Regions from separate parts of the Homo sapiens genome. Here region 2 is linked to region 1. A link is a loop called in an ENCODE intact Hi-C map of the cell type or tissue named here. Cell type or tissue: ovary. All regions are shown on one strand. Links, peaks and the distances in the headings refer to the core of each region. The heading gives the core; the rest is flanking DNA.

Region 1 (10,958 bases), core at 2,309-10,308:
CACAGAAAGAATCAAGACTTTAGGCTTCTGGTTGATATGAGATTCCAGCAGCTAAACGTGGGCAATGAGTAGAGAAAGTGGTGCTTTGATTAAACTCTGCCCTCCTGCTATTGCTACATGGCATTTCCTTACAGTACAGAGTCAAAAGGGAATTTCCGGGATTGCTTTGTCTCTTGGCTTGTTAGGAGTGCAGCAAATGCGGTCCCACAACTATGTGAAGAGGAGGCTTGCTGGTAGGGAGTGGTCAGGACTGGCGGTCAGGAAACCTGAGTTTCCTGCAAATGGACAAAGGCATTTGTTAAGTAATATTGAATAGTAGCTAAGAAATAATATTCCATTTAGTAAGATTGAGGTCACAGTTGCCAACGTATTAAGATCAACTATTGTTAATGATTTTGCCTTAATGAAAATGAGTTAGAAATCCAGCTCTTTGAGGATAAGCTCTAAGTAGGGACTGAGCGATTGGGATTTAGGGTGCTTCATGCTTTAGGCAGCAAAGCCAGTTATTGGGAGATTGTCATATCGACTTTGCCTTGAAGGGTTCTCTCTTTGCCTGAATATCAGATCATGGCCTTCTTAGAAAAGTGCTCCGTGACATTTTATTGATTAGCCTTCAAAAAAGAGCATAGCAGTAGGGAGAGGTCGGGCCAGTCTCCCTCAGTCCTCTGGGCCGGCCGAAGCCCAGACACCTTCACAGGATGATGGAGACTTGGCAAAATGCTGTATTCACCTGGGAGGGTCCTTGTGTACCCGACTACAATTCTGAAGATACTCAGTATGGTTGCCTGAGACTTCTCCTGGTCAGCTCTTCCCAATATTCTTTTCTCCTCCCTCCCTGACACCCTCCCCTTAACACCTCCCCACTCTGCCACCCCCATATCACTTGCTGGAACACCTATTTCCTCATCTTATTTGAAAAAATGTATTATATTGTCAAATAAATCAAACTGTTCAGGAGGTGTAGCAGAAAAAGCCCTTTGTCCCCATACAGAAGGCACTTATAAAAATCTCACCCATTATCTTCCAGGTAATTTTTCCTTTAAATACTTTTCTTTCATGGAGAACATTCCAAGTGACAGTAAAAACAGAAATAGTTCATTTGGAAGACACAATATAACAGTATTTTCTTAGGGTATTAAATAATGATCCTCTAATTGCTGAACTTAAATCACACAAAAATGCTAGACATAAAAGTCACCTTTTAAAAGGAAGCTTTGCACATACCTCATTTTCCCCCAAATAGCCACCTCTATGATTCCTTTGTGTTGTAGAAAAACCTGTCATTTACAAAGTGCTTTTGTATACATTTTCTCACTTGGTCATTATGTGTTAAGGCAGGCTAGAGCACAAATCTTAGCTCACTGTAGCTTCAAATTTGTGGGCTCAAGTGATCCTCCCACCTCAGCCTCCCGAGTAGCTGAGACTACAGGTACACACCACCACGTCCAGTTAATTTTTTATTTTTTAAAATTTTTTGTAGAGATGAGGTCTCTCTGTGTTGCCCAGGCTGGTCTCAAACGATCCGCCTGCCTCGACCTCCCATAGTGCTGGGATTACAGGCGTGAGCCCCTATGCCCAGCCGCTCATTTTCTAAATGAAGATGCTCAGAGAGGTTGGGTGAGTTGGCCAAGGACACCCAGCTCCCTGCAGCTCGGGTTTGCTTGCTCCTGGTTCTGTGCATGTTCTCAGCTCCCTGCTGTGTTTCATTGCTTAAAACAAAACAGAAAACAGTGTATTACCCTTGGCACTACTTTGTGGCTAGGTTATACTTGGCTTAGCTTTGCACCTAGGCACCCTTTGAAATGTGATTCTGAGCTAGGAAAAAGGCTATTTTAATACATCCAAATGAGGCTTAGTTGAATTTTCCCTCCTATGTGCCTGTGACTAAGAGAACACGATGTCTCGAGTAGTTGTTCCTTTAGTACTCTAGTGTTTGTTTTGCTTTTTATTTTGCTGAAGTCATGAAGTGAGAATTAATTTCCTTTCGAAATACACTGGAAATGTATAGTAACCATTTAGGAAAGCTAGTTTGGTTAAAAAACATTTTTAAAATATGATAAGTATAGAGAGCTTCCTGTATGTTTTGAGTTAGAGGTAGCTAGTATTCCTCAATAGAAAACACTGGAAAACAAAAGCATCTTCCATAGAAAATATCAGAAAAGCAAAACAATCTTCCTGCTTCTGTCATGGAGGTGAGACTGCCTCAGTGCTGGGGAACTACCATACAAGACACCTCCATGAACACAAACCCTGGAACTCAGAGACAGAGGACGGCGCTCATCTGCAACAGCAGTCTAATCCTCAAGAAATGCGTGGCTAACAACGTGAAACCCCATCTCTACTAAACACACACACACACACACACACAATTAGCCGGGCGTGGTTGCGGGCACCTGTAGTCCCAGCTACTCGGGAGGCTGAGGCAGGAGAATGGCATGAACCCAGGAAGCGGAGCTTGCAGTGAGCTGAGATAGTGCCACTGCACTCCAGCCTGGGCGACAGAGCGAGACTCCATCTCAAAAAACAAAAAATAAAACAAACAAACAAACAAAACACACCCCACAACAACTGCGGATGTGAAATCACCAAGACATTTGTGTAGCACTCATTAAAGAGGGCAACACTAGGCGTGGTGGCTCGCGCCTGTAATCCCAGCACTTTGGGAGGCCAAAGTGGGCAGATCACCTGAGGTCAGGAGTTTGAGACCAGCCTGGCCAACATGGCGAAACCTCGTCTCTACTAAAAATAGAAAAATTAGCTGGGTGTGGTGGTGCGCAGCTATAATCCCAGCTACTAGGGAGGCTGAGGCAGGAGAATCGCTTGAACCTGGGAGGTGGAGGTTGTAGTGAGCCAAGATCACACCACTGCACTCCAGCCTAGACAACAAAGTGAGAGTCCGTCTCAAGAAAAAAAAAAAAGAGGACAACAGTGTTTCCTAACAGGATTAGCCTCCTCGTAGAGATATTTCCTGGCTCCAAATAGCTCTGAAGTGTTTTAAAACGGGGAAAGTTAGTGACCAATTCTGACAAAGTCAAAATCATAAATGATGCTATGCTTAGTAATTAAGATTTGACCAGGTTATTTTTTAGGTTTTCCAAAGATTAGACTCCTGAACCACAGCATTAAATCAATGGAGTTTCCAGCAAATGAGGGTGAGAATTTTGACAGGGCTCGGATTCACCTTGACCTCCTCAGGGTCACTGAGCACTGGGGTCACTGAGCACTAAATTGAGAGTCTGAGTCTCTTGCTTTATTCTTGAGGTCTTTAAAAACAGAAAATAATAATAATCAGTTATGTGTCCACTATTATGTGGCAGCTGTAAAGAAAGCCAAGTGAATGAGTCATTGTCCCTTGAATACACCATTCACATTCCTGTCCCCGCACCTTTGCTCATGCCATTCTCCACACCAGACTCTGTATGTCCTTCCCCCTCTGGCCTACTGAAGAAGTCTATGCACAAGCCTTATCTCTTCTCAGTGAAAGTCTCCTTGTCCTTTCCCAGGTCAGTGCTGCCTCCCCTCTCTGAACTCCCGGAGCCCTTGCTGTCTACCTAACACATTTATAACTTGGCATATCATCTCCGGAACGGATAATTATTCTTTTCTATCCTATCTTTGGAAACAGGCTGTAAATTCCATCAGTGCAGCTTATCTTTCAGCCTTTCTTTCTTTTTTTTTTTTTAACGTCTCTGATAGCATGCCTCCTACCAAATTGGTTCTCAAAAAACCCATTGATTGGTTCATGCCTTCATGTAACCAACTGCTGTCATTGTCATCTCTTGGTACTTAGAGACAGGGCTATATATTAGTTTGGGTTGCTTCTCACCATCCTCTGGGTTAAGGTCTCTGTGGGACTGTGGATTTGTTTTGTGACAGTGTATAGAGCAAGGTCAGGGAGGAGAACCACGGTGTGTACTTTATAACTCCATTTGAATGTCCGCTCCCTTTTATCTGTGGCTGTTATCCCAACCAGGGGCAAGGACATAGTTAAGAATTATGAGGATTCAGGTGGGCTGAAAGTCCTGGCTTAATGGAGTGCCAAGCTCAGGAAGAAAATATGGCTTCGGGTTGGGAGGGGTCCCCCTTCTCTCCCACACCACTGAAAAAGGCACCTGAGAAATTCAGTGCAGAGTCCACCGTCCTGTTGCCTTATCTATGGGGATTGATTCCCTTGCTTCAAGAGGGGAGGGAGGCAAATGGATCCTAGTTCCTGGCATTAAATGAGGCTCTTTCCTTAGAGGAGCTGACAAAGCAGCGAAAAGGGCAGTGGGGGAAGCAGAGACAGCAGAAAGTTATCTAGAAGTGTAAGTGAGGAGAAACACTTCAGCGCAAAGGAAATCAGAGTGAATATGAAACTTATCTCGGGAGAGGGAGGGCCGTTTTTGCAAGGGAGCTCTTGGAGAAGGGATTCAATTGCATGGAAGAAAATGTTAGGGAAAAATTTTACCTGACTCTACAGAAAGCTTTGCTGAGTTAAGGGGTAAAGTAATAGATTTAAATTCTGATGACCTGAGGGTATGCGAAGACTAGGACTACACAGGGAGACAGCAAGTGTTGCAGTGAGGAGCATGGGTGTGGGGTAGAAGGAACTGGATGCAAATCTCAGCAGTGGGTTCCTGGCCAGGTTACCATCTCTGAGACTCAGTTTCCTCATCTGTAAAATAGGAATGTATACCACAGAACACTGCTGAGAGGATTAAGTGAGAGAATCAGACTGTTAGTGCAGTCAGTCCCTGGCATGTAATACATGGTAGTTCCATCCATACGGAAGGATATTTCTTGATCTCTTTTTAGGCAATTCTGGCATTGGAGTGCCTGGGGGTGCCAAGGAGGGACACAGATAGAAAGAAATTCCTCATGGAGGGAATGGCCAATGCATTTCTAGAAACAATCATCTCTGATGTTGTATTTGAAATTATTTCCTACCCCAGGCTATAATAGCTCTGTCTGTTCTCATTAGTTATGACATCTTCAGAAAAATCTGTTTCATGCAACTGCTCTGTATTAGTGGTGCTCTGCAACAGAGAGGAGACAGGCTGTGTCTGCTTTGGCTACCTCGAGAGGGAGGAAAGAGCAAGCAGCAAGGATTGAGCAGGAAGCAGGATTCCAGAGCCAGAGATGATGGATGCATTAAAGGGCAACGGTGTTTCCACAATGAATAGCAAAGGCAGGAGGCCTCAGAAGCAAACTGGACTTGGTAACATCCAGGTTACAATTACATTCGTAACTGAAACAGGAAGAAGAAATCAGGAAATACCATTAGTTGTTGAACGAATCAACCCAGAGCTGAAAGTTGGTAAGAAGCCTTTCTCAGGTCCTTTGCCTAACAGCAGTTTATCCCTTACTGAGTAAGTTAAGTGACTCACCTGGAGTAGCTCTAGCACGTTCTAATTAGTCTGTACCTGTCCAGTTTACGAGGCCAGCATCGCCAAGTGTCAGATGTTGCTCCATGCACTCATACTTCTCCTGTCTGTGACAGGAGTGTTTCCCCAGGTGGCCAGCCTCACGTCTAAGCAAGGAGGCAAATTAATAATAGCACAACAATGATTTGGCTCCAAATGAGGAAGGATTTCTAAGATGGCTCACAACTGCTGTTGTGTTGTGTCCAGGGCAGCAGTGACCCTTCCTTGACTGGCTGCTCCAGCACCTACCAATGAAATAATTCACAAAGCCCCTCAGATGATGAACCAGCCACTGTGGCCACTACCCTCATGATTGACTTCCCTCTAGGGCTGTGCCCTTGCACATATGGGCTTCCTTTGCCTGGGGCTGGGGGCAGGGCCCACCCTCATAATACAGGCAGGAGCAGGGCCTTGCTATTCTCAGGCTCTCACCTCATCATGTGGTACTGTTGAGTCTCCTTGCTCTGCCTGCGATGTCTTCTGGAAGGTAAGCAGCTCTGCTAAGGGCAGGAGTGAAATGCTGTCACTCATTTTTTCCTACCCCTTTCAATGAACCCAGTCCACCCTCACACGTGGCTGGAAAGCCTTTGCAGGCCTCTGTCCTAAGTCTTTAGAATCTCTCCAGACCCTCTCCCACTTGCTCACTCTGCCAGTCATTAGTCATTCTCAGCTTTCCCATCAGTGACCTCTGCTTTCCTACCCATCCTCCTCCCTACTTCTGATTCCACATGTCAGCTTCTGTCCTTCATATTAGGAACTCATTTCTCTGGCTCGAACTCCAGCACCCGTTTGGACAGAGTCCCAGCTTTCCTCCACCTCAAACACTTAGGGGTGGACTAAAGCCTTTAAAACCTCTAAGCGATGAAATATGTAAACTATACATTTTACATTATAAATTATAAAATAAATATAAACCCCAGCAAATTAAATGATGACCCTTTAAATGCTTTCTTAACTGTCAAAAGCTCCTCCTGCTGAAATATTTTGGAGGCCTGATTTTCTGATACCAAAAGCCCATGCTTACCCTGCCCACTGGTGATGGGTGCATGTTCCTCTCTAGCCCCATGCTCAGCTGACCACAGGCGCCTGTAAGGACTAACCAGCTGGGCTGCCCTGTTCAGCCTTCCTTGTGGAGTGAGGGGTCAGTCCAGCTTGTGGGTTCACCACATACCTTGCTCCTAGCTCATTCCCCTAGCAAAGTCACCTCTTCTCTTCCTTCCCATCCGCCCAAGACAGTGTGACAATACGTGTATCTGTTTTGTCCCTTCAACTCATTCTCATTGACTTGATTGCTACTCATTGGTTTTGCAACAAAGACGACTAAAACCCCTGGTGGTAGGCATTACGGTAGAGGTATGTATTGACTTAACAGTCCCTCCTCCAGCCAGGCCCAACGTGATGCTAGGAATAGAGAGAGCAATTTGAGCAACAGGCTGAGACAATGGTTCTGAATCCAAGCAAATTTACATGGGTCACCAGAACATCCATCATTTCTCACTACAGGTACCTGAATGCCAGCGGAGAAGGTTATGAATAATTTATTATCTAATTGATTGACTAAAAGGCCATGAGAGGAATAACAGGCATGCCCAGGAGGCTTCTCACTCTCTCCTTCCCTTCCTCCCTCCTTTGTTCTCTGTCTCCCTCTCCCCAACCTTTCTCTTTCTTTTTTTTTCAAAGTGAATTCAAACCTGGGCCTACTTTTTATGCATAACTCAAAATCTTGATCTCATGACTTCATTCTTTGTGGCACAATCCTCCCTAAACCCCTTCTCACACCTTCCTTTGAACCAAGTGGAACAGTTGTACCACTTATGGCTCTGTCTTTACTCTTGAATAATTGCCATTGCAGGCAGTTTTCTCATCATAATTTAGAGAGGATTTAGAGATTTTTACCCAAGAAGAGAGAATTTGATTGCATCACAACAAAAGAGGTCCTCAGATGGACAATGGGGCATGGATCAGATGGAGGAAACAAAACATACAGGCCTGAGCAGTGTGTGTTTTCTAGGGCTGCTGTAACAAAGAACCACAGACTAAGGGGCTTAAAACAAGAGACATTTATTGTCTTACAGTTCAAGTGGCTAGAAGTCCAAAACCAAGATGTTGGCAGGGCCATGCTCAAACCGAAACGCGGAGGAGAGAATCCTTCCTTGCCTCTTCTGGCTACTGGTGGTTCGCTGGCAGTCCTTAGCATTCTTTGGCTAGCAGCTGCACCACCTCAATCTCTGCTTGCATTGTCACATGGTGTTCTCTCTGTGTGTCTCTCTTCACATGGCCACCTCCTTATAAGGACATCTCCTTATACATTGGCACCTTCTTAGGGCCCACCATAATCCAGTATGACCTCATCTTAATTAATTACATTTGCAGTGACCTTATTTCCACATCAGGTCACATTCTCAGGTACAGGGATCAGGACTTCAACATATATTTTTGTGGGGGGGTGGGGACAAAATCCAACCCATAACAAGAAACATGCCTATTCTGAGAATGGCCAGTAGTTCCATTTGGCTGGAAAGTTGGGCATGACTAGAGTGTGGTGGGAGAGGAAAACAATCTAGCAACTAAAATAATGGGAAAGCAAAGCTGTGGACTTATTAGCTTAGTTTACTGTGGTGAAGGTCTCTGCATCTCTCATTCCAGTCCAATAGCTTGCAATTTTTTGCCATTGGTCAAGAGAAAGATAGAGAACTACCATGCAGGTGAGTCAATAATGTCTTCTCTATCTGTCATTCATTCATGTATTTATTCAATAATATTTATTGAGCACCATGTGCCAGGAACCATGCCAAGCAATGGGATTCAGTGGCAAACCAGACAGACATGACTTCTGTTCTCCTAGAGAAACAGCTCAAAGTATGGTTTCACTTGTCTTCAGTCATGACCTTCCTTATCAACATGTAACAATGTCTAGAAGGAATTCCAAGGTAGATTAATTAAAAATAGATGGGTGGCAAAGTTGTGAAACAAAACAGGAAATCATTTTAAAAGCAGAAAATAAGTAGACATATCCCCAGGCGAACGACAAGCCTGTGCAAAGTTCTTTCTATGTCAAAGCCAGTGTCCTTTACGGTATCAGATAACTAACTCCTCCAAATTGCTAAGGCATGCTCGTCATTCCCGTCATTCCCGTAATGCAAATAGAAAACCCTCACGTAACCCTGCCAGAAGGTGACAGTGTAACACATTGCCCAGTCCTCAACCAGTAGCTGAAGATCAAGGGGCACAGTAGGAAGTACATAGCTTCTTCTCCCATGCATTAAAGTTAAGTGATCATGCCTGGACAAGCACCATGGATTGGAAGAAAGCCTTCGACTGGAATCTGGTCAGCACACTTGTTGATAAATTGCAAAATATCTCATGTTTCTGTGGAAAACAGGGCACTACTGACATGTGGCTCCGTGTAATTATAGTCACTAAAGTTAATATTTTCCATAAACTATAGATGGTCTCTGAATTGGGCTACATTTGCAGAAATTGTGCTGTAGTCCTTGAAAACACCGCATGGAATTACCTTTCAAAGTAATAATGTGCATGAGGTATCTCACCTCTTATTATTCAGCAAGTGATCCTATCCCGGCAGGGAGTTTTCCATTAAATAATATATGTTTATACAAAAAGGAGGGAAGAAGGAAGAGAAAAGAAAAAGAACGTCCCTAATGACATTCACAAATACTCTGGCTTTCCTCTCTTTCCAGGAATGTAGTAAGACTGCACGTCACTGTCCCCTTTGAAGTTAGGTTTGACCATGTGACTCACTTTGACTGATGAAATGTGTGCAGAAGTGACCTAAGTCCTACCTGAGTGAAAGCTTTAAGAGCCACAATATGCTACATTCTCCTTTACTGCTGCCTTCGAGATTGTGTGAGCAGATGTCAAGATGGGTCTTGTCAGCATGCTTCCCCCAGTGATGCTGACGAGCAGAGCAACAGAGTGCAAGCAAAAATAAAAGATTTGCTGGGTGCGGTGGCTCACACCTGTAATCCCAAATTACAGGCAAATTATGCCTGTAATTTGCTGGGATTGGGAGGGCAAGGTGGGCAGATCACCTGAGGTCAGGAGTTCAAGACCAGCCTGGCCAACATGGTGAAACCCTGTCTCTACTAAAAATACAAAAAATTAGCCAGATGTGGTGGCAGGTGCCTGTAATCCCAGCTACTCGGGAGGCTGAGGCAGGATAATCGCTTGAATCCGGGAGGCGGAGGTTGCAGCAAGCTGAGATTGCACCATTATACTCCAGCCTGGGAGACACAGCAAAACTCTTTCTCAAAAAAAAAAAAAAATAAAATAAAATAAATAAAATAAAATAAAAGATTTGTGGGGCTAAGCAATTGAAGTTTTGGGTTTTTTGTTGTTGCTGTTGTTGCTGCCACATAACCTGTCCTGTCCTGACTAAAATTGACAGTGAATTCTGCATGTTAACTCCTATGGACCAACTAACCAACACCGTCAGTGTTAATGAGACAGAGTTATCAGATGCATGAAAGGGGCTCCCTAGAGCAGGTTCTCCTGGGTATTCACCTGCCAGGGCAGATCTGTCAGGAAGGCCAAGGTTGGGCTCCAGAGAGGCTGTACAGGTTTTAGTAGGAAGTACTAGAACACATTTATTTTAACTATTCAGTTGTAATGGATGCATTGGATAACTATGAAATACTTTGATATGTAGAATGATAATACAATTTCATTATAGCCAATACTGAGCAATAAAGTCCTGAGAATATTATGAAGAGCAAAGGGATAAAGGAAAAAGAAAAACAAGTCAGCGGAATGCCATTTTAATAGATGGATTGTAGTCATCAAATTAAATTAATGTCAAAGTCATCCATCCTTCCCGTTCTCAATTATTTTAACTAAGCCAAAATTCCACTCCAACACTTCGACAATAACTTTCATAGCTACCTAAAATTACTTCCAGGGGGCCAGGAGTGGTGGTGCATGCTTGTAGTCCCAGTTATTTGGGAGGCTGAGACAGGAGGATTGCTTGAGCACAGGGGTTCGAGGCTCCAGTGAGCTATGATAGTGGCACTGCACTCCAGCCTGGGTGACAGGGTAAGACCCGGTCTCAATCAACAAATAAACAACTTCCAGGGGGAAGGCAGGGTACAAATGAAAGACCAGACTAAAACTATTTCTTTATCCTCGGAAAACTGGAGGTTTATTCTACTATGGCTTTATCATTTCACTGCTCATTTTTCCTTTTCCCTCCCAGCTTCCCAATCAATTCATTTTACCCTAAACCACTGTCCTGCAAGTGCGCCCTAATGGCTTTCTCACATGCCTTCACTCACCTGCCAAATGCCCATCTCTCTCACTTTTTTCTGTTCAAATCTCACCATCCCTCTGGGCTAGCTCCCATCTCCAGGAAGCACTGGCCTCTCTCTCAACTCCAGGCCTCACAGATCTTTCCTGTTTCCTGAATTCCTGAGGCAGCAACAATTCTGAGCACACGATTTAGTGCTGACTTACATAACGGTTCTCTCTCTTTCATGTGTGGCAGTCCTGTCTCTCAATCACTCTACGGCAGGGACCCCAGCCCTGAGCCCTGCTCCTGTG
Region 2 (9,387 bases), core at 1,388-9,387, 660 kb before region 1:
AGGAACAGAGGGCTGGAGTTCAGGAGAGGTGACCGCAGAGGGATATTTTTGGAATTCTGCCCTGCTCATCTGTAAGTTCATGTGAGTTGCATTAAACCTGATGTGGAGAGTGCGTGGGGGTCTCGGAGCCTAAAGGAAATATGAAGAAAATGAGCAAGCTCCCATCCGCATTGCCTCTGCACTCCCAGCACTGCTTTTGCATGAATAGGGGACAGACACATCCCTGGCACAGGGAGGCTGTTCCCACTTAGAGCACATCTGTTGAAGGAATGAGGACACCAAGTCTGCCTGCACCCTAAGGCCAAACATCAGCTGGGCATCCAACACTTACACTACCAAAAGCTGCTGTCCAAGGAAGCAAGAGAGACTGGGGAAAAGCGCAGCTGCCTGCATGCAGTGTCCCAGCAGCAAATCATGTCTGCAGGCTCTAGACCCACCAATGATTTTTCTTCTCTTCCTAATTCAATGCAAGGTTTCAGCTCCATCTGAGTGCCTGTGGCACTGAGAAAATTAAAGGTAGACTTAATTGATCCCAAATGATCTTGGCTCACTGCAACCTCTGCCTCCCGGGTTCAAGTGATTCTCCTGTCTCAGCCTCTCAAGTAGATCTTCATGCAAAGCGACATTGAAAATGGAAAGACCCTATTCTGGGCATCATTTCTGCTGGTCCTAAAAAAGGGTTATCCAAATCCCCACTCAAGAGCTCCCCTTATGGCTCCCTGGTGGAAGCCAGCCCAGGTGAGGGCTCCTTCACTCTCCCACAACTCTAAAATGCAGTGTATAAGTTCTTGTGGACAAATTGCCATTAGGAACAGCTTCCAGCTGTCAGAAAACACTTGCAAGTAAACAACCCCATCCCAGTCAAACTGTATGACTTAGCTTTGGAGGTTTCTGAACTTCTGAGCCCTTTTGCCATCCCAGCCCCACCCCTATAGTGCCTATGACCTTCAGCTCCTCCTCCGATGAAGATTCTAGACTGAAAGCTCCATGAGGAAGGGGCCGTGCCATGGTTCACTATCACAGTATCTAGTACATCTCCTGGAACATAGTAGGCCCTTGCTAAGGATTTGCTTTGCGGATTCAAACCTCTCTTGTATAAGATACAAAGATGTATAGGAGGCCGGGTGTGGTGGCTTACACCTGTAATCCCGGCACTTTGGGAGGCCAAGGTGGATGGATCACCTGAGGTCAGGAGTTTGAGACCAGCCTGGCCAACATGGTGAAATCTCATCTCTACTAAAAATACAAAAACTAGCTGGGTGTGCTCGTGCACACCTGCAATCCCAGCTACTTGAGAGGCCGAGGCAGGAGAATCGCTTGAACCCGGGAAGCGGAGGTTGCAGTGAGCCAAGATCATGCCATTGCACTCCATCCTGGGCAAGAAGAGCGAAACTCCATCTCAAAAAAAAAGATGTATAGGATACGTTTCCCACCTTCGGACCCATCCTCCTTCTTAGGACACAGTCTAGAGAGGGTGGCTGAGGTCTCTTCCCACCAACAGTCCTTTCGCCAGATGTGCCAGGGCTGGCCAGCCCCAGCAGTGAGACGCACTCCTGGGTGGCACCAGGGTCAGAAGAGCACCGGTCTAGCCACAGTGGCTCCTTTAGTCCTCCACTCAGGACCCTTCCTCTGAGCCTACAAATAATGCAGGCTGGCCTCTCCCATTCTCGACCCTCATTTTCCCCCATCAGCCCAGCGCTCCCTGTTCCCTCTAGGATGCTTCCAGGAATATACAGCACCGTTTCAGAGAGGATTGAATTGCATGGCTTCTTGAGCAACCTGGAACACTTGAGCCAGCCAAATTTCTGCTTTATTTCAGACCACCAGGTATAACAGCAGAATTCTTCATCCTGATTAGAAAGGTGTTAGTGTGCAGTCCATAGAGAGAGAGACATCATGGTTAAGAGGCAGGTTCAAGAGCCTGGATACCTCAACTCCATCCTGGCTGTGCCACTTACTTTCTGGTGGTGGTGGGGAAAGTGCTTCATCTCTGTTTTCTCACCTCTAAAATGAGGCTGATATTAATAGTTCCTACCTCACCGGGATGTTATGAAGGTTAAATGAGATCATCCATCTGAAGCACTTAGAAAAGTGTGTATGCAATACAAACCTTCATTATTATCCGTATTTACAGTTTACAGAGGGCCCCACCAGAAGTGTTAACTCTAATTTACAAATATAAGAGGGTGCACACACACTGGCTCCCTTTTCTCAATTTAGGATAGCACTTTCCACTTCACCTTTCTATCTCCAGGAGGCTCTTCTCTGCCCCCTCATGGAAACACTTCCACCAAATCCCACTGCCTCTCCCCCAGCCCACAAAACTGATCATTTCCCATGCCCTCCTGGCCGCTCCGTATTAATCAGCACAGCCTGTTTCAGATGTCCCCCAAAACTTAGTGGCTCAACACAACAAAGGTGAGTTTTGCCTTCAGAGTCCAATACGAGTTGAGTGTAGCAGACATTCTGCTCCACTAAGGCATTCGGGACCTGGGCTCCTCCCAAGTAGCTCCACTGTCTTTCAGGGCCTTGGAGTACCACCCTGGGTCCCCTGCATCCAACAAGCAGACGGGAAGAAAACAGGGGGAGGATGGTATGGCAGGTTTTAGGACCGAGCCAGGCAGGGCTGCTCATCCCTTTAGCCCACGTTCCACAGGCCAGAAAACCAGCCCCATTGTTAGCAGCAGTGAATCTGCAGGGGTGCGCAGCAACTTGATTCTTGCCCTCTCAGAGGAAAGAATTCGGCTGCGGGGGCAGAAGTAGTTTTAAGGCAGAGGGAGAGACCGAGGCAAGTTTTAGAGCAGGAGTGAAAGTTTATTAAAAAGTTTTAGAGCAGGAACAAATGGAAGTAAATACACTTGGAAGGGGGCCAAGCAGGTGACTTGAGAGATCCAAGTGTGCCATTCAGCCCTTGACTTGGGGTTTTATATGCTAGCACAGTTCCAGGGCTTCTGTTTCTCCTCCCTTGATTCTTCCCTAGGGGCGGGCTGTCCAGGGCTGTCCACTTGTGTGGTGGCCTGCGGGCACTTGGGAGGGGCCACATGCACAGCATGTTTACTGAAGTTGTGCACATGCTCATTTGAGGCATTTCTCCCCTTACCAGTAGAGTGTTCCTAGAGGAAGGTCATATACAGGTTAAACTCTGTCATTTTGCCTCTTAGTGCCCAGGCTAGAGCCCACTTGCCCAGCTCCTGAGATCTTACCAGGAAGCGGCTGCTCACCAGCTTCAGGTGTTTTCTATTAGGAGTCTTCCTTTCCTTGGTGCCAGCTATGCCCTATTATTATTTTAGACTGACAGTTAACAACTGCCTGACCATCACCTGATGGTTGCCTGACATTCCTGTGGGCGGGGGGGGGGTGGGGAGTCCTCTCCTGTCCTGCTCATGTCTGCTTAGCTACCTACTCTAACACTATGACTCCACCTTACAGTAGTGGAAGCTCAGAAAGATAGCCTTTCCAGCCGGGTGCAGTGGCTCACGCCTGTAATCCTAGCACTTTGGGAGGCCAAGGCGGGCAGAGTTCAGGAGTTTAAGACAAGCCTGGCCAACATGGTGAAACCCTGTCTCTACTAAAATACAAAAATTAGCCAGGCATGATGGCAGGTGCCTATAATCCCAGCTACCTGGGAGGCTGAGACGGGAGAATCGCTTGAACCCAGGAGACAGTGGGTGCAGTGAGCTGAGATCATGCCACTGTACTCCAGCCTGAGTGGCTGAGCGAGCCTCCGTCTTAAAAAAAAAAAAAAAAAAAAAAAAAAAAAAAAAAAAGATAGCCTTTCCATGTGTCCAGGAGGGGAATCAAACCTGTTTGATGAACATATTGTATTTTTTCTGCTACCTGCTCCTGAAGCAGAGGCTTTTCTGGGAGAAAACTTGAATCTATTCTCTTCAGGCCATTCTCTTAGAAAATAGGCCCAAAGTGATACTCCATGTTTCCCTGCAAATCCTGTAGCAGACGATGTCTCATCATCAAATCCTGCAGGCAGACATGGGAGAAAGAAGGTGGTCTTCGGGAGAGACGGAGCTGGTGCTGCTCTCAGCTCTGCCACTCCTTGGCAGCTCAGCTTCCTCCTTTGCAGGATGGAAGTGGGGGCATGGAGGACTTTGAGCATTGGTGACTACATATATGAAGAGTGGCCAGGGATATTACTGTCCTTGGCCCTGCTTCCCTGTTCTCCCGTCCCCCAACCACCTCACACCACCCCACACCACCTGTCCAGAGTCAGGGCTGCCGGGACAGGCACAGTTCTTCTGGCTGCCCGGGTGGTCTGTTTTCAGCCAGTCAACCCCGCTGACAGGGCAGAAACAATGGGGAAGGGGAATGAGGATCAGGACAGCCTGCGAATGTAATTAAGCGAAAGGAAATCTGAAAACCCAAATCCCTCTCCCGCCCCAACCGATGCCAGCTTGATCTTTTTTGTTTCTGGACCCCACCCCCAATGCACGCCCCCACACTTCATGCTCAGCTGATCCAGATGGTCTGTGGATGCTGAGAGCCAAACAGTGTGGGGAATTGGTTGTTTCATAAGCTCCTACAGACTCTGTCACTAATTGTAAACCCATTTGGGACACATTCTGAAACAAGAGGCTTTTCACTAACCTCTAGTTCCTAAACAAACAAACACAAATCAGGGTTCATGCTTTCTCTCATTCTACCCTTCCCCAGGCTCCTCCTCACCTTGCTTTAAAACAATTACTTGGGAAACAAAGGGCAACACCCACTTTGTGCGCCCCTGGTAATACCGCAGTCACCTACCAGCTCTGGAAGCAAGAGAGTCATTGTTCTCCTAGCAACACGCACTGCCCCAGCTGCACGTGTTTGGTGCTTGGATTACACCAGCCAGCAGCGGGGGTGTGCATGTTGCTAGGAGAACTTGAACTTGATTCTAAATTTGCAACCTCTCCTCACTGCCACAGCTTTCTTTCAGCTGCAAACAGACACAACTCAACTGCAGAATCCACAACACTGGGCCCAACGGGGAAATCCCCAGCCTCAGATAAGACCAGTGTGCTTTCATCCTTTTCTTTTCTCATGTCCTTCTTTCTTGAATTTCAGACAGATAACAACCACACAAATAAGCAAGAATTATGAAGATCCATTGTACAATATCGACTGAGCACGTCCTATTGCCGGCTGCTGTCCTGGTCACTTCAGACACAGCATGAAGGAAACAGACAAAAGATCTTCCCCTTAGAGAGCCTCCGTCTGGGGTAGGGAGGATGATAAGCAAATAAACACATCAGTATCAGTCGGGGTTCTCCAGACAAACAGAGCCAGGAGGAGCTAGATTAGCTCTAAATCTAGATGACATAGATGTGTGTATGTGTACATATTACATATATGTATAAAGGAATTTATTTCAGGAATTGGCTCATACAGTTGTGGAGGCTGGCAAGTCTGAGATCTGTGGAGCAGGCTAGCAGGCTGGAAACTCATGCAGGAACTGATGCTGCAGTCTTGGGGCAGAATTTCTTCTTGCATAGGGAAACGTCGGTTTTCCTCTTCAAACCTCTCCACTGATTAGATGAGGCCCACCAAGATATCAAGGGTAATCTCCTTTACTTAAAGACAACTGATCTTGTTTACCATATCTATAAAATACCTTCACAGCAACACTAGGTTAGTGTTTGCTTCAATAACTGGGTCTTGCCTGGGCGCGGTGGCTCCCACCTGTAATTCCAGCACTTTGGGAGGCAAAGGCGGGCAGATCACAAGGTCAGGAGATCGAGACCATCCTGGCTAACACAGTGAAACCCCGTCTCTACTAAAAAATAAAAAATAAAAAAATTAGCCAAGCATGGTGGCGGGCGCCTGTAGTCCCAGCTACTCAGGAGGCTGAGGCAGGAGAATGGCGTGAACCCAGGAGGCAGAGCTTGCAGTGAGCCGATATCGCGCCACTGCACACTAGCCTGGGCCACAAAGCGAGACTCCATCTCAAAAATAAAAATGAAAAAATAAAAAAAAATAACTGGATCTTATAGCTTAGCCAAGTTTGACACATAAAACCAAGCATGCCAAATGCATGTCCAATGTGTTGGGTAGTGATAAGTAAGTGCAATGGGAAAAAAGAAAGCAAGTGGAGAGGGACAGGGAGCCCCAGGCAGTGGGGCACAGGAGACATACCATGTGAGATATAATACGTCGTTCAATACAAACTTGAAAGAAAAATAAATGAACATACCTAGGCACTGCATTCAAAAAGCACAACAAAATCCTCACTTAGTGACAGATCTGCTTAATCATGACTCTGCAGCACTGGAATTGAGGACAGGAGAGAGGCCGTTTGCAGAGCTCTAATTAATAGCAGCACAGCCAAAGCAAGAAGCAAGTGTTTAGTCTCCGGTCTTGATGGATCTTCAGAAACAGATCCCTGTCTGCAACGGCCTCCTGGCTGAATTCCTGCTTCCACACTCGCCCCTCCCTCCACTACTCTGCTCCCACCCCTGACAGTGGTTGCAGGCACTTGGCCTCTTCTGCCCGCTGCCCCCCCACCCCATCCCTTCACCACCCCCTCCCACTGCAGCTGCAGTCCCGGTAGCCTCTTGCTGGTTCCCCAGCACTCCTTCTCACTTCTGCCCCAGGCCTTTGCTGCTCCTCCTCCACATCCTGGAAGGGTCTCCTCCCAGCCATGTGCCTGGCTCTCCCCACACATCCTCCTCAGAAAGGCCAGCCTTGACCACCCCATAAAATAGCACCCTCGTCATCACTCTCTGCCTCCTTAGCCCATCTTCTTGGTCTTCATAGTGTATATGTTAAATATCTATTTCTCTGTTGATTGTCTTCTCTCACTCTGTTGTTTTTTTAAAATTGTAGTAAAATTACATAAAATTTACCACTTTCAATTGCACAATTCAGTGACATTTAGCACATTCCCAGTGTTAGACAACCATCACCACTACCTAGTTCCAGAACACTTTCACCACCCTAAAGGAAACCCATACCCATTAAGCAGCCACTCCCCATTTCTCCCTCCTCCAAGCCCTGACAATCACCACTCTGCCTTCTGTCTCTGTGGCTTTGCCTATTCTGGGTATATTACATGAAAGGAATCATACAGTATATGGCCTTTTCTGGCTGACTTCTTTCACGCAGCATGATGTCTTCGAGGTTGGTCCATGCTGTAGCGTGGGGCAGTACTTCATTCCATCTATGGCTGAAGAGCATTCCATTGTGTGGGTGTGCCATGTTTTGTTTCTCCATTCATCCACTGAGGGACATTTGGGTTGTCTGCACCTTCTGCTATTGTGAATGATGCCACAGTGAACATACATGTGTGGTGTTTGTTTGAAGGGGACTCTGTCTTGATCATTTTGTGTCCCTGGCCTGTGAACGGACCTGCAGATTAACCTGTGGACAGCTTAATCTTCAGGCAAATGAATAAAAGGCAAAGTTCAGCATCTAATTTAATTTTCCCCAGGCCCCTTTATCAACCTTCTCTGCCACAGCAAGGACCAAGCCTTTGTATCCACACCTAACCAATATCCACACCCTGAGCCAAACCCATCCAGCAGAGCGGCAGGGGTCCAGCTAGGCTCCTCCCAGCTCCCTGCTTCCCAAAGGTAAGACATCCAGGCCATTGAGCCAAATGTGCCCTTTGGAATTCCCATACAGCCCCAGGATTCCCCCAAAACAAAGCACTTTTGTCCTCAGGTAAAGGCTGACTAGTAGGCTAATAAGACTTCGGATATTTCTTTGAATGGGATAAAATCTCAAATTTTATGATTAGAAATCAGACCCTAAGAAACATCCCTGGGACTCGTTTCCAAGGCTGCCATAACAAAGTACCACAAACCAGGTGGCTTAAAGCAACAGAAATTCATTTTCTCATTATTCTGGAGGCCAGAAGCCTGAAATCCAGGAGTCAGCAGGGCCACGCTCCCTCGGGAGGCTCTGGGGAAGAGTCCTTCCCTGCCTCTTCCAGCTCACAGTGGTTTCCAGCAATCCTTGGCCTTGTTCTTGGCATGCAGCTGCCTAATCCCACCTCCACCTCCATATTCACATGGCCTTCCTCCCTTGTATCTCACATCAGCTTTTTTTTTTTTTTTTTTTTTTGAGAGGGATTTTCACTCTGTCACCCAGACTGGAGTGCAGTGGCGCCATCTCAGCTCACTGCAACCTCTGCCTCCTGGGTTCAAGTGATTCTCTTGCCTCAGCCTCCTGAGTAGCTGGGATTACAGGTGCCCATCACCACGCTCAGATAATTTTTGTATTTTTAGTGGAAATGGGGTTTCATCATGTTGGCCAGGCTGGTCTTGAACTCCTGACCTCAGGTGATCCACCCGCCTCCCAAAGTGCTGGGATTACAGGCATGAGCCACCACACCCGGCCCACATTATCTTCTTAAAAGGACATCATTCATATGGGATTAAGGGCCCATCCTACTCCAGCGTGATTTCATCTTAACTAATTCATCTACAATGACCGTATTTCCAAATAAGGTCATATTCTGCAGTAGTTGGGGGTTAGGACTTCAACATATCTTTTCTGGAGACATAATTCATCACTTTGGAGAAGGGGTCATGGAATGCATAGCCTTGATTTTACTAAAGCGTAAATCATTGGTAAGGTATTGGGGAGGGCAGGGAGCTGTGTGCAAATAAAGAAGACCATGCACAGGCAGGGTTCCACTGATGAGGAGAAATGGGCAAGAAACAGGAGAATGGAACCTTCCTCTCTCTTCCTCTGTCTTCCTTGCAATTTAGCTGAGGGCCAAATCTGTACCTTGCAGCCAGCGCAGCTGCAGAACAGGGCAAGGAGGTATCTCAGGTCTCCTAGAGGGATCCTTGGAATGCACGGAGCAGCTCACTTCTCGCTCATAACCCTCCAAGAGCTCCCCTGTGAGCCCGGCTAATGCCCACAGGACCCCAGGCCATCTTCCCTCCACATTCCCGCTCCTATCCCTTCCCCACCTCTCACTCCACACCAGCCACATTGGGTTCCATCCTGTCCTTGAAAATGCCCAGTATGCTCCTGTCCTGGCACCTGTGTCCTCCTGGTCCCTATCCCTGGAATGTTCTTCCTTCCTTCAGAGATCTAAGTGGCTCAAACTGCATTCTATCTGGCCCTCCCTGCCCACCCTATCTCCCTTCCATCCTACCACTTTCTATGCCCCTCTCTTGCTCATTTTTTCCATAGCCCTTGCCACCACCTGATGTACATATATTTACCTACTTACTGTCAGTCTTCCTCCACTAGAATATGCACACGTGATAGAGGGAACATCGTGCTGTGCTCCTCATGGCCATATTCCTGGCCTCCCAGCAGCCTTGGCCTGTATTAGCTGGTCAGTGACCTATCATCAGATAAAGGAAGCTGCTGTGCCACACCAGGTGCTAGAGGAGCTCTGCAGCTGCTGGAGGGCCCCTGCACTGGGGCTAGTGTCCTGAG

The links. Hi-C counts contacts between places; a loop is a spot of excess contacts. Peaks named below come from ENCODE experiments on the same cell type or tissue, not always from the same donor. Only the 100,000 strongest peaks of a DNase experiment are listed, where the experiment ranks them.
Region 2: it touches region 1 in a loop (3-fold over the local background); 63 of 110 quality-filtered maps call a loop at or near these places.

The regions. Positions count from the first base shown.
Region 1 is chr1:180,519,913-180,530,870 of GRCh38, reverse strand. No RefSeq gene overlaps it. Among named protein-coding and RNA genes, the nearest start is that of ACBD6, 23 kb to the right of the region's middle. RefSeq lists an enhancer at 8,343-9,542. In ovary, for the core only: no CTCF peak of the experiment used is centred there; no DNase peak of the experiment used is centred there.
Region 2 is chr1:181,175,615-181,185,001 of GRCh38, reverse strand. It overlaps LINC01732 (long intergenic non-protein coding RNA 1732), which reads right to left. Exons shown (of 3, transcript NR_125966.1): 3 at 2,794-3,113. Among named protein-coding and RNA genes, the nearest start is that of LINC01732, 5.8 kb to the right of the region's middle. RefSeq lists an enhancer at 2,514-3,013. In ovary, for the core only: no CTCF peak of the experiment used is centred there; a DNase peak (open chromatin) is centred at 4,821.